Regions from separate parts of the Homo sapiens genome. Here regions 1 and 2 are each linked to region 3. A link is a contact called in ENCODE Hi-C data. All regions are on one chromosome and are shown on one strand. The core of a region is the stretch at or near the end of the contact, and the rest is flanking DNA. Distances in the headings are between cores, read along the strand shown.

What was found. A loop is a pair of places that touch in the nucleus more often than their neighbours do. Pooled maps may share reads with other maps.
Region 1: a loop to region 3 is called in a map of B cell, with 15 times the contacts of the local background. The contact joins the promoter of BICD2 here to the promoter of AOPEP in region 3. A Hi-C loop is called at or near these places in 2 of 168 maps with a recorded cell type or tissue (B cell and naive thymus-derived CD4-positive, alpha-beta T cell), 1 of 37 single-sample maps with no recorded cell type and 8 of 50 pooled maps.
Region 2: a map with no recorded cell type shows a loop between it and region 3 (7-fold over the local background). The contact joins the enhancer-like site here to the promoter of AOPEP in region 3. A Hi-C loop is called at or near these places in 2 of 37 single-sample maps with no recorded cell type and 1 of 50 pooled maps.

The regions. Positions count from the first base shown.
Region 1 is chr9:92,762,250-92,767,013 of GRCh38, forward strand. BICD2 (BICD cargo adaptor 2) reads right to left here and starts at 2,584. Exons shown (of 7, transcript NM_001003800.2): 1 at 2,256-2,584. The coding sequence starts at 2,495. RefSeq lists an enhancer at 552-711 and silencers at 2,535-3,274, 4,127-4,176.
Region 2 is chr9:96,148,632-96,153,167 of GRCh38, forward strand. No RefSeq gene overlaps it. Among named protein-coding and RNA genes, the nearest start is that of HSD17B3-AS1, 96 kb to the right of the region's middle. Within about 2 kb of position 2,045, at least 3 of the 41 ENCODE cell types and tissues checked have a DNase peak (open chromatin) inside an H3K27ac peak, as active enhancers do.
Region 3 is chr9:94,724,859-94,729,331 of GRCh38, forward strand. AOPEP (aminopeptidase O (putative)) reads left to right here and starts at 1,841. Exons shown (of 17, transcript NM_001193329.3): 1 at 1,841-1,893. RefSeq lists enhancers at 1,453-1,622, 1,568-2,110, 1,633-2,112.

The sequences.
Region 1 (4,764 bases), core at 1,334-3,833, 2.0 Mb before region 3:
AGTTAATATTTTCAACTATAATACTGGCCATAATTAAATAGGTTAGCAAGAGCCTGTGTTGGCATGGGTGTGAGGAACACGCATGCTGTTGATGGGGGGTGAACTGGTACAAACTTTCTGGCAACATCTACTGAAACTGAAACGCTGATGCACATTCCTCTAGACTCTGCTAGAGACCGAGCAGAAACATTCTTATCCCACCTTACAAAGGAGAACTAGATTCAGAACAGAGCAGTAATTTGTCCAAGGCCATGTGGCCAGTACATGGAAGCCAGGTGGTGACAAAAAACAAGCAAGCAGACGCCTAAAGAGTACCCACAGAAACAGGTATACCCTCTTCCTGATTCTGCTAGGGACTCACCCTCCAGATACATGCCACGAAAATGCCAAGATTCTTCACTGTGCCAAAACGTTTGTGTCAGAATAGCAAAGACCTGACAAATGAAGGGCACCAAAGCGGGGACAAGTTAAGTCAGCGACAATTCCTTCTCACAGAGGACACTGCCAAACCCAAGCTGTGGACAGAGACAGGGACTGTAGAGGCTGCCCAGGAGCGGCTCACGATGCACTTGGTAGGAGGAAGAGGGCTGCTTCACTGTGTGCAGAGGGAAAAGCGCCCTAACAGATAGTGCTGCCTGCTGGAGAGGGTGAGCCCCGCTACAGGAGACCAGAAACTGGCCGAGTCCACTCCCACTCCATATTCTCAGAGCCCCCTGCCTCCCTATCACACGCCCCACCCTAAGATGGGGACTCTTGCAAGAGCAGCTGCATCTCACCCCTCTTGTAGCTCCAGCGCCACTGGAGCATGCATTGCAGAAGGTGCCAATACCTGCTGACAGACAACAGAATCGAGTCCTGAGGGCGATGGGGGAGGACCCAGCTCCTGCTGGCCCAGGGTCAGCCATTGACTGGTACTAACTGAGCACCTGCTCTGCCCAGACATCCAAGCATCTGCTTGGATTCATTCTCTGCTCTCCACAGACGGGTCTCCTCAGACACGGGGGAGGCAAGGAAGGCTGCAAATGATTTAGGCACCTGTCTGGGCTGACTGGGAGCAGAGGTGCCAGGTGATAAGCCTGGAAACCAAGAGCCAAGGGCTCACCAGGACACACTCAAGTGGGGGAAGGGAGCACACCACCAAGCTATACTCCTGACCGCACACCAGTCCTTTCCAAATACATGACCCTCACAACAATCCTTTCTGGGCACGCAGTACTGCACTCCCATTTTGCAGAGGGGGAAACTAAGACTCACGGAGGGCCTCTACCCAAAGCCACATCACTAGCAAGGGGCACAGCCTGGATCCAAACCCTGGTGTATCCTCCCAGAAAGCAATTCCTGCAAACAACGCTATGGAGTCAGGGAACGGGAGAAGAGAAGCTGGGGAAGGACTGTCCAAGACTCCCGCTGCCCTGCCGCCTGGAGACCCTCGACCAGCCTGGTGGTCTAACCTACTCTCCCCCCAGTGGGAATGACACAGACCACTGAGGTCTCCGTCCAAGAGGAACACAGCAAGCCACAGCGAGGGGAAGGGCCCGAGAAGCGGGGCTGGACAGGAAGTGGGCCAGGGAAGTCATGCTAGCTGGTGGGAGCGCAATCCCGGCCATGAGGACACAGCGCTGGGCCTGGGGCAAGGGTACTGGGGGACCCATGCCAGGGGCAACCTCCACGTGCAACCCCGAGCCCCTACTCACTTAGGCCGCTGTCCACGACCTTTCCCCACCTCGGAGGCACTCATGAAAGAAGCAGAAACGCTCCGAAAGTAGCTGCGCCCAGAGAGGGGAAGTGCTTTCTCTGAAGGTGACAGAGCCGCAGCCACCCAGACCCAGGCCCACCCTCGGCCTCTCCCAGCGGGTCACCAGCATCCGTGGCCTCAGCTCCCGGCTCAGCCACTGCCCTCCCAACCCCACCCCACACTCAGACACACCCGGAACAGCGACCACCGCAAAGCATCAGCCCTTACGAAGCCCCGCCCCGCCGGGGCCGCCCAGGTCCGCACAGAAGCAGGCGGGCAGCTGCAGGAGGCGACAAGGCGCCCGGACCCCTGCATTAGCGGCGTCTGCAACGGCCGCGGCACCGGCCTGCTAGCCAAGGCCGGGCCCACTCCCACATACTGCCCGTGCCCCCTCCGCCCCGGCGGCCCACCCCTGCCGGCCCCCGCTTGGCAAGCTGACCTTGGCCGCCCTGGTGCCAGGGACGACGCCCACAGGCCCCGGCGCCGGGCGGGGGTCGCAGGGCAGGGCGGCTCGGCTCACCTCCTTGAGCTGCTCCATCTCGCTGCGGATAGCCTCATAGTCCACCTCGAGCTCCTCGAACTGCAGCTTGAGCTGGTGCTTCTCCTCGAGCACCGCCAGCCCGTACTCGGCCGCCTGGATCTTCTCACGCGTGGTCTCGGCCAGCTCGTGGGACAGCCGCTTCACCTCGGCGCGCAGCCACTCCGGCTGCGCCTCCATCACCAGCCGCGCGTACTCCTCCTCCTCCGACGGCGCCGACATGGTGGCCGAGGGCTGAGCCGGCTCCCACTGAGGCTCTCGCAGGCCGGGCCCTCCTCAGCCGCCGCCGCTGCCGCCGCCGCCGCCGCCCTGCCCCGACGGCCGCCCGCCCGCCCGCGCCGCCGCACGGCTCCTCCCCTCCGGCGCGCGGGGCCCGCTGGGGGCTGGAGTCCTGCCTGCGCTCCGACCACAAGGTCCATCATGCCCGGCGCCCGCCCGGCCCCCGGCTATGATTGGCCCATGCTCTGTGAGGGGCGGGCCCTCGGGCGCAGCCACTGACGCCAATGTGGCCCAGGGGGCTGTGGGGACAGTAGTCCCGCTAGCGCACCGACTACAAAACCCGTCCAGCCCCGCGCCCACCCGTCCCCGTCCGTGATTGGCCTGCGCCGCCAGCGTCGAGCCGGATGTACCGGCGCCTTGCAGTCCCCTGGACGGCGGTCGAGTGGGCGCGGCCCCGCGGCCTTCCCCACACTCAGAGCCGGGGACACTGCTCGGTCGCCGGGCCTCGCGCTCCCCTGTGCCTCTGGCAGCCGGCGGCCACGCGGGGTGGCAAGACGGCTGCCGGGAGAACCCCCAGGGGGAGGCGGGTGCGGGGCGGCAGGACTGGGCTCCCGACCGTGGGACGAACAACGCGGACAGAGCCCGGGAGGCCACGAGCTAGAAGCGCATCCGAGAGCGCGGGTGAACGGCTGCTGCTGGAAACCCGTGGACGGTGTGACGCATGCTCTGTGCAGACGTCTGGGGGCGGGAGGAGGACGGGCCAGCAGGGGGCGCCCAGGGGCCAGCGGGAACCTCAGCACCGCCCCTCAGTCCTTCAAGGTCTATTTCTTGGGAATAAAGACATTTCCATTAATACAGGGTCATAAACGTGGTAAATATAATTGTTGTCTCCGCATCTATTTTTAGGCCTGACTTAAGTTGTTTGAAAGCCAGTCGTACCCTTCGCCTTGGCGTAGGTAACACTTCTCCGTATATGGTGGTGTGTGAGATAACTCGTTTATTCTTTATCTCATTGACCTAAAGCGCAACACACCCCACAGCCGCTGACCGCCATAGCACCTAATGGCCAGTATCAGTGCAGATGAGTTCACCCTTCCCTCGTATTTTCTTTAGCCAGTCCACAGGCCCCAAGGGAAATCCTAAAGGATGATTTCCATGGACCCTAGCACAGCCATAGTCCCTTCCTTCCCACCGTCTCTCACTGCCCCTCTCCATCTGCTTGTCCGCCTCTCTTAGGCATCCCTAACCTCTCCGGAACCTAAGAATAATAAATTCCTTCTGTTTTGTACCTTTTAATTTTACTTTCTCATTGTATCTCACCTGAACCCCACACCCATTCGGTTCTCCTAGAGAGTGGCTATCTTGGCTTATGGTCACTCTCCCTCAAGACCAAATTAGAAAGAAGCCATGACAGCAGAAATCACAGCACACAGGGTACTGACACTATCTAATGCACAGTCCACACTCTAATTGCACGAGGGCCCAACACCATACTGGAGAGTTTCAGTATTGTTTTTGTGGTCCAGGATCCAGTTGCATTCAGTCGTCAGGTTTCCTGAGTCTCCTTTGATTGACCTTTCTGAGGAGTGCAGTGCACACTGGTATATGCTCATGGGGTGATGAGGTGATGCGTTTCTGGCAGGACTGTCACTGAGGTGTTGCTGAGTTTTCAGAGCACCAGCCGGGAGGTATGTGATGTCGATTTGCATTTCTCTGATTGATGCTGGGTTTTTCTTTGGTAATTAGTGTCATGAGTGAAGACTTTGCAACCATAGATATAGCCTATGACTCCTCAAACCTTGACCCACTGGTTTTGGCATTCATGACTACTTCTTGCCTGAAATAATTATTACCATACTGTCTGCTTTTTTTTTTTTTTTTTTTTTTTTTTTTTTGAGACAGAGTCTCGCTCTGTCCCCAGGCTGGAGGGCAGAGATGCAATTTCGGCTCACTGCAACCTCTGCTTCCCGGGTTCAAGTGATTCTGCCTCAGCCTCCCGAGTAGCTGGGACTACAGGCGCATGCCACCATGCCCAGCTAATTTTTTTTTTTTTTTTTTTTTTTTTAGTAGAGAGTGGGTTTCACCATGTTGGCCAGGATGGTCTCGATCTCTTGACCTCGTGATCTGCCTGCCTCGGCCTCCCAAAGTGTTAAGATTACAGGCGTGAGCGACCGCGACCAGCCATACTGGCTGCTTTTCTATTTCCATTAGTCCTTCTCCATTTATGAGTTGCCTTTGTACTGTGAGGCACCTATACCTTCTCATCTATTCC
Region 2 (4,536 bases), core at 795-3,294, 1.4 Mb after region 3:
ACCAAATGTTTGAACAAAAAGCTTCTCAAAATGTTACCCACTGACAACTGTATTCAGTGGATGAAGACAAAGAACTTTTGTAATTTACTCAAGTGATCAGGTACAAAGTTCTTTCCAGAAACCATGTTATCGAAATGCTTTCTTCCTGCATGACATGCTGCTGCATGCACAAAGTTTAATGGTGTTATTAAATGTGCTGCTTTTGTATTCTTTCCATCAGTTTGACAGCCTGGTGGATTAATGGTGAGGCTGAGTGCGCTCATCTTTATTTTGCTGCCAAGAGGCTTTGGTTCTTCCCAGTAAAAGGAATCTTATTGGAGAAATATTTATGAAATGAAAAGTCCATCAAGTAAAGTGTTGGGCAATTGTCTCCAGCAATGGAACAAACATGGTGATGGCTACAAGTGACTTGGGAATCACAAGCGTCCTATGATTTGTTCACACTCTTCAGCTGTGTGTTGAGAAAGCAATAATGGCACAGAATTGCTGCCTGTAATCTCCAGCAAGTGGGCTGCTTTCATCATTCTTTTTTATCCAAAGATAAACTACATGACATAGAAAAGATTTTGGAACCGGCTTATCATGTAATTTTACAAAATGTTCCAATAAACTGGAACAGTAGCTATTCCGTGTTCAAAGGCTGCTTGAAGAACAAAAAAAGTCTTAAAATTGTACCATGTGGGAAGCAATGCCAATTTGGCATAAGATTGCTTGCAGAGAACGCAGCTCATTTGCTGGAATGTGCTGAAGAAGTGACCTACTCCATGGACTTTGGGAGGCAAGCACTTATTTTCTTCTTCAGCCTGCTTTAGACCCTCCTATTTTCCTAGCCGGAAAGGTGCTGGGATTAACTTGCTTGCAAGGAGCGCTGAGGAGCATGGACATTTAGAGACACAGTGTTAGCTTAAAAGCCTATTCCAGTGCTCCACTGTTAATTTTTAGATCCAACACTTGAGGACAATTTTTCCCTCAAATGCATGCAAATTATTGGAAATGAAGATGACTGAGGAAAGGCAGCAATCTGAAGACTGCTGCTGAAGCGTCCAGAAGGCTCCTCGAGCAGAGCACGCAGCTTCTGTTTCCGGGGCTGCTGCATTTCCTGCAACCCCATCTTCAAGTCCAGGTGGTAGGGAAAGGAGAACACTTGATGTTAGCAATTGCAATAGTCCCCCGTTATCTGCGGGAACAATCCAAGACCCCCTATGGATGCCTGAAACTGCAGATAGTATGGACCCTACATATACAACACAGGTTGTCAGACAGCACGGGTGGTTCACGTTCCCACTTGAAAACGTTTGAAGTGTGAAACCATTTGTTTCTCCCCAGTGGGACCCTTCCTGACGCCAGGACAGACTTGGCCTCTTGGGTTAGTGTCCCTGTGATACCGATCCTTCTGCAGGGATGTTTGTCTAGCCCTCACCAGACCCTTGCAGTAATACCTAGACTCTTTTAACGAAACCAGGACCAAGAATACAGTGTTCAAGGGGTGAGAACTCAGGTATACAGACGAACAACTGTACTACATTTTTCCTTGTACATAAATACCTATGAAAAAGCTTAACTTATGAATTAAGGCTAAGACACTAAGAGATTAACAACAATACCTAATAATAAAATAGAACAATGATAAAAGTATCTGTAATAAAAGTTATGTAAATGTGGTCTCTCTCTCTCTCCCAAAGTATCTTATTGTACTGTACTCACCGATTTTCAGACCACAGTTGACTGTGGGTAACTGAAACGGCTGAAAGCAAAACCACAGCTAGGGAGACTACTGTGTCTATGTTTAGAGCAGCGTTTCTCTACTGTGGTTGGCACTATTGACATTTTGGACTAGGTGGTTCTTTGTTGTAAGGGGCTGAGTGTCCTGTGCATCATAAAAAGCTAGCAGCACCCTTGACCTCAACCCAGTAGATGTTGGTCCCAACACTCCCCCAATTTCCAGACATTGCCTAATGTCACCTGGGGGGGCAGAATCACCCCTAGAACCACTGGCTTAAAGGAAGGAAAGCTGACTCACATGCTACATTTACTTCTTACACGGTAACCCACCGTGGCACCCGTCCCATTGATCTGCTTCAGGCACCAGCATCTTCTGCGGAATCTGGTGCTGACTAAGCTAGCTACCAAAGCATATTGTACGGCCCCACTGGTTTCTTGGAAATGGACTTTTGTTTCCACTGCAGATCTGAAAACAGTGACCACAGGAGCACCCTGCCCGGTGACGGTGCTGAGAGGTCACTGTTATCACACTATAAATATTAAGCTTTAAAATGTCACTGCTGGGTACAAACCTCTGGTCTGATAGAGGAAATAAGACCTGCTGTTTGATAGATCAGTAGGGTGACTACAGTCCACAATAATCTAGATACATTTCCATATAGCTAGAAGAGACTAATTCAAATGTTTCTGGCATCAAGGAAAAATACATATTTAAGGCATGGATATTCCAAGTACACTGATTCGATCTGTATGAATTACACAAATATATAAAATTACCACTTGTATCCCTAAAATATGCATGTCTTATGCATCAATTTAAAAACAAAAAATCAGATACAATTTTAACTACTAAAGTTCTTAAATGAAAACTGAAACATGATTTAAATTCTTAAATAAGGCCAGGTGCAGTGGCTCAAGGCTGTAATCCCTACCCTTTGGGAGGCCCAGGGTGGATCACTAGGTCAGGAGTTCGAGACCAGGCTGGCCAACATGGTGAAATCCCATTTCTACTAAAATACAAAAATTAGCTGGACATGGTGGTGCACGCCTGTAATCCCAGCTACTCTTGAGGCTGAGGCAGGAGACTCGCTTGAACCAGGGAGGCGGGGGCTGCAGTGAGCCAAGATCATGCCACTGCACTCCAGCCTAGGCAACAGGGCAACACTCTGTCTAAAAAAACAAAACAAAACAAAACAAAAAAATTCTTAAATGAAATTTCAGATGTATCCATGAAACCCAGAAGTTCTAAGCTGGCAATATTTGTCTTTGGTCAAATATCAGTTTACACACTTGTACATTCGACATTGGGTCACACTGTGTATTTTGAGCACACGTCTGAGAAGAATATTTATTCCCAAAGCATGGTCAGAGCACAGCAGGCACTCCAGTAGGGTGCTCAGTGGTATTTGCTGAACAAATGATTCCATCAGCCAATCCTATATTGCTGAGCATTTAAGTTGTTTGCAATCTTTGGTCTTATACAGTATCTTGCAATGAGCTTTCTTAATTAGAAAGCAACCCTATTTAATAATCCCCTTGAAAAATGTTTTAAGTGGTAGAATTATGGCATCAAAAGGTCTGAACGTTTTTGTGGTTTTTTATACCTATTATTGTGTCTTCCAGAAAATCCTAGTTATATAATCAGCAATGAATTAATGTTTTTCCCCACACTCTTGTCAGACCCTGGGTATTTTTTCAAAGGTCTCTGCCAATGTCATAGGGAAACACTGTATCTTCTTTTTATCATTTTGCATTTCTTTGGTTTGTGAATAAATAACAAAAATTGCACAGGGTCATAATGACCATTCATCACTAATTCTTCAGTTGAGCCCCTGGTGAAGTAATTGGGCTGCAGGTAAGAGGCACGAGGTATGAACCATACCGAACTTTAAAGTTTAGAGTGACACTTGGCACGGTGAGACCCTCACACTATAAGGGATGGGAACTGAGATTCTCAGGAGCTTTAAAGTTTAGAGCCACACCGCCGGGCGCGGTGGCTCATGCCTGTAATCCCAGCATTTTGGGAGGCCGAGGCAGGCAAATCACGAGATCAGGAGATCGAGACCATCCTGGCCAACATGGTGAAACTCCGTCTCTACTAAAATACGAAAAATTAGCCAGGCGTGGTGGCTTGCGCCTATAGTCCCAGCTACTCGCTTGAACCTGGAGGCGGAGGTTGCAGTGAGCCAAGATGGTGTCATTGCACTCCAGCCTGGTGACAGAGCAAGACTCTGTCTCAAAAACAAAACAAAACAAACAAAACTTTAGAATCACACTTGGCATGGTGAAACTCTCACACTATGAGGGGTGGGAATTGAGATTCTCAGGGGCTTTAAAGTTTAGAATAACACTTGGCATGGTGAGACTCTCACACTATGAGTGGGAGGGAACTGAGATTCTCAGGAGCTTTGAAGTTTAGAAGCACACCTGGAATGGTGAGACCCTCACACTATGAGGGGGTGGGAACCAAGATTCTTTGGGGAACAGCAGCTGCTCAGTCCCCACATACAAGTTTGTTGAGTGCAAGATGAATAAACACAGAGACTTTCAAGTTGCCTTGATTGAACGGGACAGGTAAACACGTGGGAACTGCCCACGTTTTTGACTTTGTCTCTTCCCTAGCTCTTCCCTTGCCCACTATGGAGAGTCAAATTTGCAAGCTGTGACCATACCCCTGATGTGACTGATCTGTGACACTCACAGAGCTGCCGCTGGGGGTCATGGATACCATGCTTCTCCATTTGTTCTTTGACACAGTCTTGCCGGGTAGGCAACAACTCTGTGCCGCACAGGCCCGAGGTCCAAGGCTAGAGA
Region 3 (4,473 bases), core at 591-3,090:
CTATCCCTGGGCTTCACTCCTTTGTGTTAACTGCCCGGCTGCTGTAGGCTTTGGGGTTTGCAGCCTCTGATGGAGCCTAAGAAAGCCAAGGGAAAAAAGAGCTCAGGAAAAGGGAAAGTGGAAGCCAGTGATAGAAACTGAGGAAAGATAGGTGACAGGAGAACCTAGAGGACTGACTTGGAAACAAGCAAAGAAATCAAGTTTGAAAGGAGGTGAAACAAACCTTGTTTTAGCTATATGATCCAGCTATTTGCTTAGGCCCCAAATTTAAGAATTATTTTTGACACTTTTCTTTTCCTTATCTCCCTTATCTAAACTCATCTCCAAGTCTGTCACATCTACCTCAGAATTATTCCTGAAATTTGTCCATTTCTATCATTTCTTACCTGCTCATTGCAAAAGCAACTCTTCTCTTTGCATCCTTTTAAATTGTTTCTCAAAAGTTTCATGTATACACAGCAGCTAGCAGGGTGATGTTATAAAACTAGATCCTGTCACTTACGTGTTGATAACTCTTCACTAGTTTCCCCTTACACTTCGAATAAACTCGTATTCCTCACAGGAACCCAGAGAGTCTGTGCATGATGGGGACTCTCCTTGCCTTCTTGATCTCATCCTCTGTTCTTCCCATGACCTACTTTCTCACTTTCTCCAAGGCACCACATTCTGCCCCTTCCCTATTGCTTGCTCACATGTAGATTCTTCTCTTGGCTGTTCTTTCCTTAGCTCTCCACAGAGTTGGCTGCTTCTCAGTTTACTGAACCTCTTCAGAGGGCACTTTCTTGACATCTCAAATCAAAAGGTCACCTGTCTTCCTTTAATTTCTCAGCAACTTATTTTCCTTCTACTTTTTTTTTTTTTTTTGAGATGGAGTCTCGCTGTCGCCCAGGTTGGAGTGCAGTGGCGCGATCTCGGCTCACTGCAGGCTCCGCCCCCCGGGGTTCCCGCCATTCTCCTGCCTCAGCCTCCCGAGTAGCTGGGACTACAGGCGCCCACCACCTCGCCCGGCTAATTTTTTGTATTTTTAGTAGAGACGGGGTTTCACCGTGTTAGCCAGGATGGTCTCGATCTCCTGACTTTGTGATCCGCCTGCCTCGGCCTCCCAAAGTGCTGGGATTACAAGCGTGAGCCACCGCGCCCGGCCTTTCCTTCTACATTTAATGTTTGCTTTCTCAACTAGAAAGTAATCCCCATGAGGGAAGGCACAGCGTCTGTCTTGTTCCTGGTTGTTTCCCCAGCTTTTGTTAAGGGTGCTTGCCTGGCACACAGGAGGACCTTAAATTGTGGTGGAATTAATATGTGAACAATAGTCACATGCAGCAGAGGTGAGACTAGGCTAAGGAATAAAATTGCACATCTGTATTTCAGTAACTTTTTTTAAATTTTATTTGAAACAGGGTCTTGCTCTGTGGCTCAGGGTGGAGTGTAGTGGCACGTTCATAGCTCATTGCAGCCTCGAACTCCTGGACCTAAGCAATCCTCCTGCCTCAGCCTCCATAGTAGCTGGACCACAGGTGCACGCCACCACACTCGGCTAATTTTTTAATTTTTTTGTAGAGACGGGGCCTCCCCAGGTTGCCCAGGCTGGTGATTTTTTTCTTAAGCTTCATAAAGATTTTGCAATTAGGAATACTAGGGTACCAGGGCAACTCTACAAGCCCTAGCCAGCCAAGCTGCTCGCGCCCTCCTATGACCGCGGCAGCTCCGCGCCTGCGCAGATCTCCCCCGGGCGGTCTCGCCCTCTCATCCTAAGGGGGCGGGCCTAGCGGAAGGCGGGTCAGGCAGAATGCGGCCCCGGGCGCGTGTGGATGACGTCACCCGGCGCGTGCCGGGGTAGCCCGTAGTAACCCCGAGTCTGCGGAAGTGGTGACCCGTGGGACGCGGCTGAGACAGGTAACCTGTTCGCTCCCTGTTGGGTCCCTGCCTTCCTCTCCTCCGGCGTCGGGATGGCGGCGGGGACAGCATCATTCCGTTCTGAAGGCGACGGGGAACCCTCCCTTACCCTCACTTTTGCTCGACCAGCGAGGACCCGCATCCCCTCCTCAGTTCTCCCAGACTCCTGGGGCTGAAACCCATCCTGGGGACTGGGCGGAGCGGTCACATCTTACCACCTCAGCTGTAGAGGTGGCCACGGGCTCTGGCTGTCTTCTCCCCGGCGGCACAGACCTTTCTCAGCCTCTGGGTGCCTCCTCCTTCGTCTCTTGCCTCCAGGCCCTCGGTCACCTGCCGGTCTCGGCTTCTAGCCCCACAGGGCTCATCTCCAGTCTTAAGTAGGCAGAACAGTTTCGATTCGATTCATTTCCACTTGCAGTGAAACCCATCCGCCTCTTCTTCCCCCGGAGGATCTTTACTGAGAGCACCACATTTTGAGTTTTGGGGTCCCTATAGAACATTCATACTGTTAGTCTGGAGTTTTGTTCATGAACGCATGCATGGGCGGGGAGGGGGTGGCACAGTAATGTGATTATGATTATCTATTGTGATAATAAAATATCCACTTAGGATCCAATCCACTGTTGAGATGCATGGAACAGTTAATAGCATTGCATAAAATGCCCCTTGTACCTGATTTCTTTTTGGTTTTCGTGCAATGATGACAATTACCCTTGCAAAGGTAGCCCTCAAAATAAGTAACATAACCCGCTAGGGATGTTTAGATCGCAAAAAAACAACAATAAGGTTCATATGGTTGATAAAGAAATAATATGGGTTATTACAAAACCAGACAGAATAGATGCTGAGTATATGGGACGAGAAGCAGAATTCTGAAATCCTTGATCTCATTGATTGTTTGGTTTTGTATTTTTAAAATACTTTTAGTCTGTTCCATTTTTGAATAGTGTATATTGTGCTTCGTATAAGTCTGGGAAGCCTTCCAATGACTTGCTAATTGGGAAGATTAGATTCTTCCAATATTTGGGGGACAAAGTAGAATAAGGTTAGGGTATAATAATAGTTGCTTACTGTTGGCCCATCTGCTTTATCCCAGGTACTGTGTTCAACACTTTGCATATGTTTTCTCCTTACTTCATACAACCACCTCGTGAGTTAGGAATTATTACCCCCAATTTATAGAGAAGGAAATTGAGTTTCGGTTATATGAAATTGACTTGCTAAAAATTCACAGTTAACTAAATGGCAAAATCAAGATTTAAATTCAGGTCTGAATATAACTTCAAAGCCTGCACTTTTCTTAAAGGACTCTACTAATGCTCAAATTTTAGGCTTTTTACAATAGTTGCACACAATTTTATGAGTTTGTTCACCTACACAAATGATTTAACACTTTTTAATATCTTTAATACTGTGTTAAGTTCCCATATTCCTGGAGTTAAAACACCTGGAAAGCTTAATTTGTGATCCTTCCTGCGTGCGCGCATGCACACACACACACACACACACACACACACACACCATCCTTATTTTTAAGAATGAGATAAATGGCAAACAAGATTGTGCAGTAAAACCCTGCTGTTTGGAGTCCTCAGGGAATGGGTAATTTTACAGTTGAGAGCTTAATACTTCTTTAGAAATGAAAATTTTATTGACTCTTTGAGATGGAAATTTTAAAAATGTACTACACAATTTCTTGCCTTCTTAAACACTCAGGATGCCGAGTAGATTTTTGACCTCACTGTGCCCGGTCGAGGACAGTTCTTCTAAGGAATTTGGCTGTGAGGAGATAAAGAAGAGTTAGAGGGAGATGTGGACTTAAGGGAGGGTTTTGTTCATTTGTGGGTTTTTCCTGTAAGAAGAGACTGGAACATTCACATTTGTGAGGTGGAAAGGGCTTGGAAACAGGAAGATGCTGAGGTCAAGGATTTAGAGGGCTGGATGATTGATGAAGCAAGGTCCCAGAGGCCACCAAAAGACGATCTCCAGAGCAGAGGCCACCTTCAGGCTATGCGGGGCACGAGGGACACTTCTTCCACTCTCCTGGGAGGGATGGGGAGAAGGGTGGGCACAGACGTGAGTGAGTGTGTGGGATGAGGAAGAAATGTGTGGAAGTTCTTGTGTGATGGAGCAAAAGTTCTTAAGTGCAGCAGGTGAATTTGCTGACATTGCGTTGATTTGTTGGGATAGGGATTGAGGAAAGTTGGTAGAAGTTTAGAATAATCACTGAGGGAAAAGGACAGGGTTTGATGGGGAGACTAGAGAGAAACATGAAGGGTTGCCTGTCCAGGAAAGTTGGTGTCCCACCAAAGTTGGAGTCTATGAATATCTAGAGTCAGATATTCTTGTGATCGTGATATTTATTCAGCTTTTGTTGAGCTTAGTAGTTTAGAAGTACAGAAGGTGGATGATTCCATTGCTTAAAGGTTTGGTTTTATAAAAGTTCTGTCAGAAGGATGAAAGAGCAAGAGACTTGAGGTTAAAATGTTCCAAGAGTGTTTGAAGAAATGAACTATGTTATTCTAAAGATGTCCATAGAGGCTGGGGGCACTGTGGCTCACTCATCCCAGCACCTTGGGA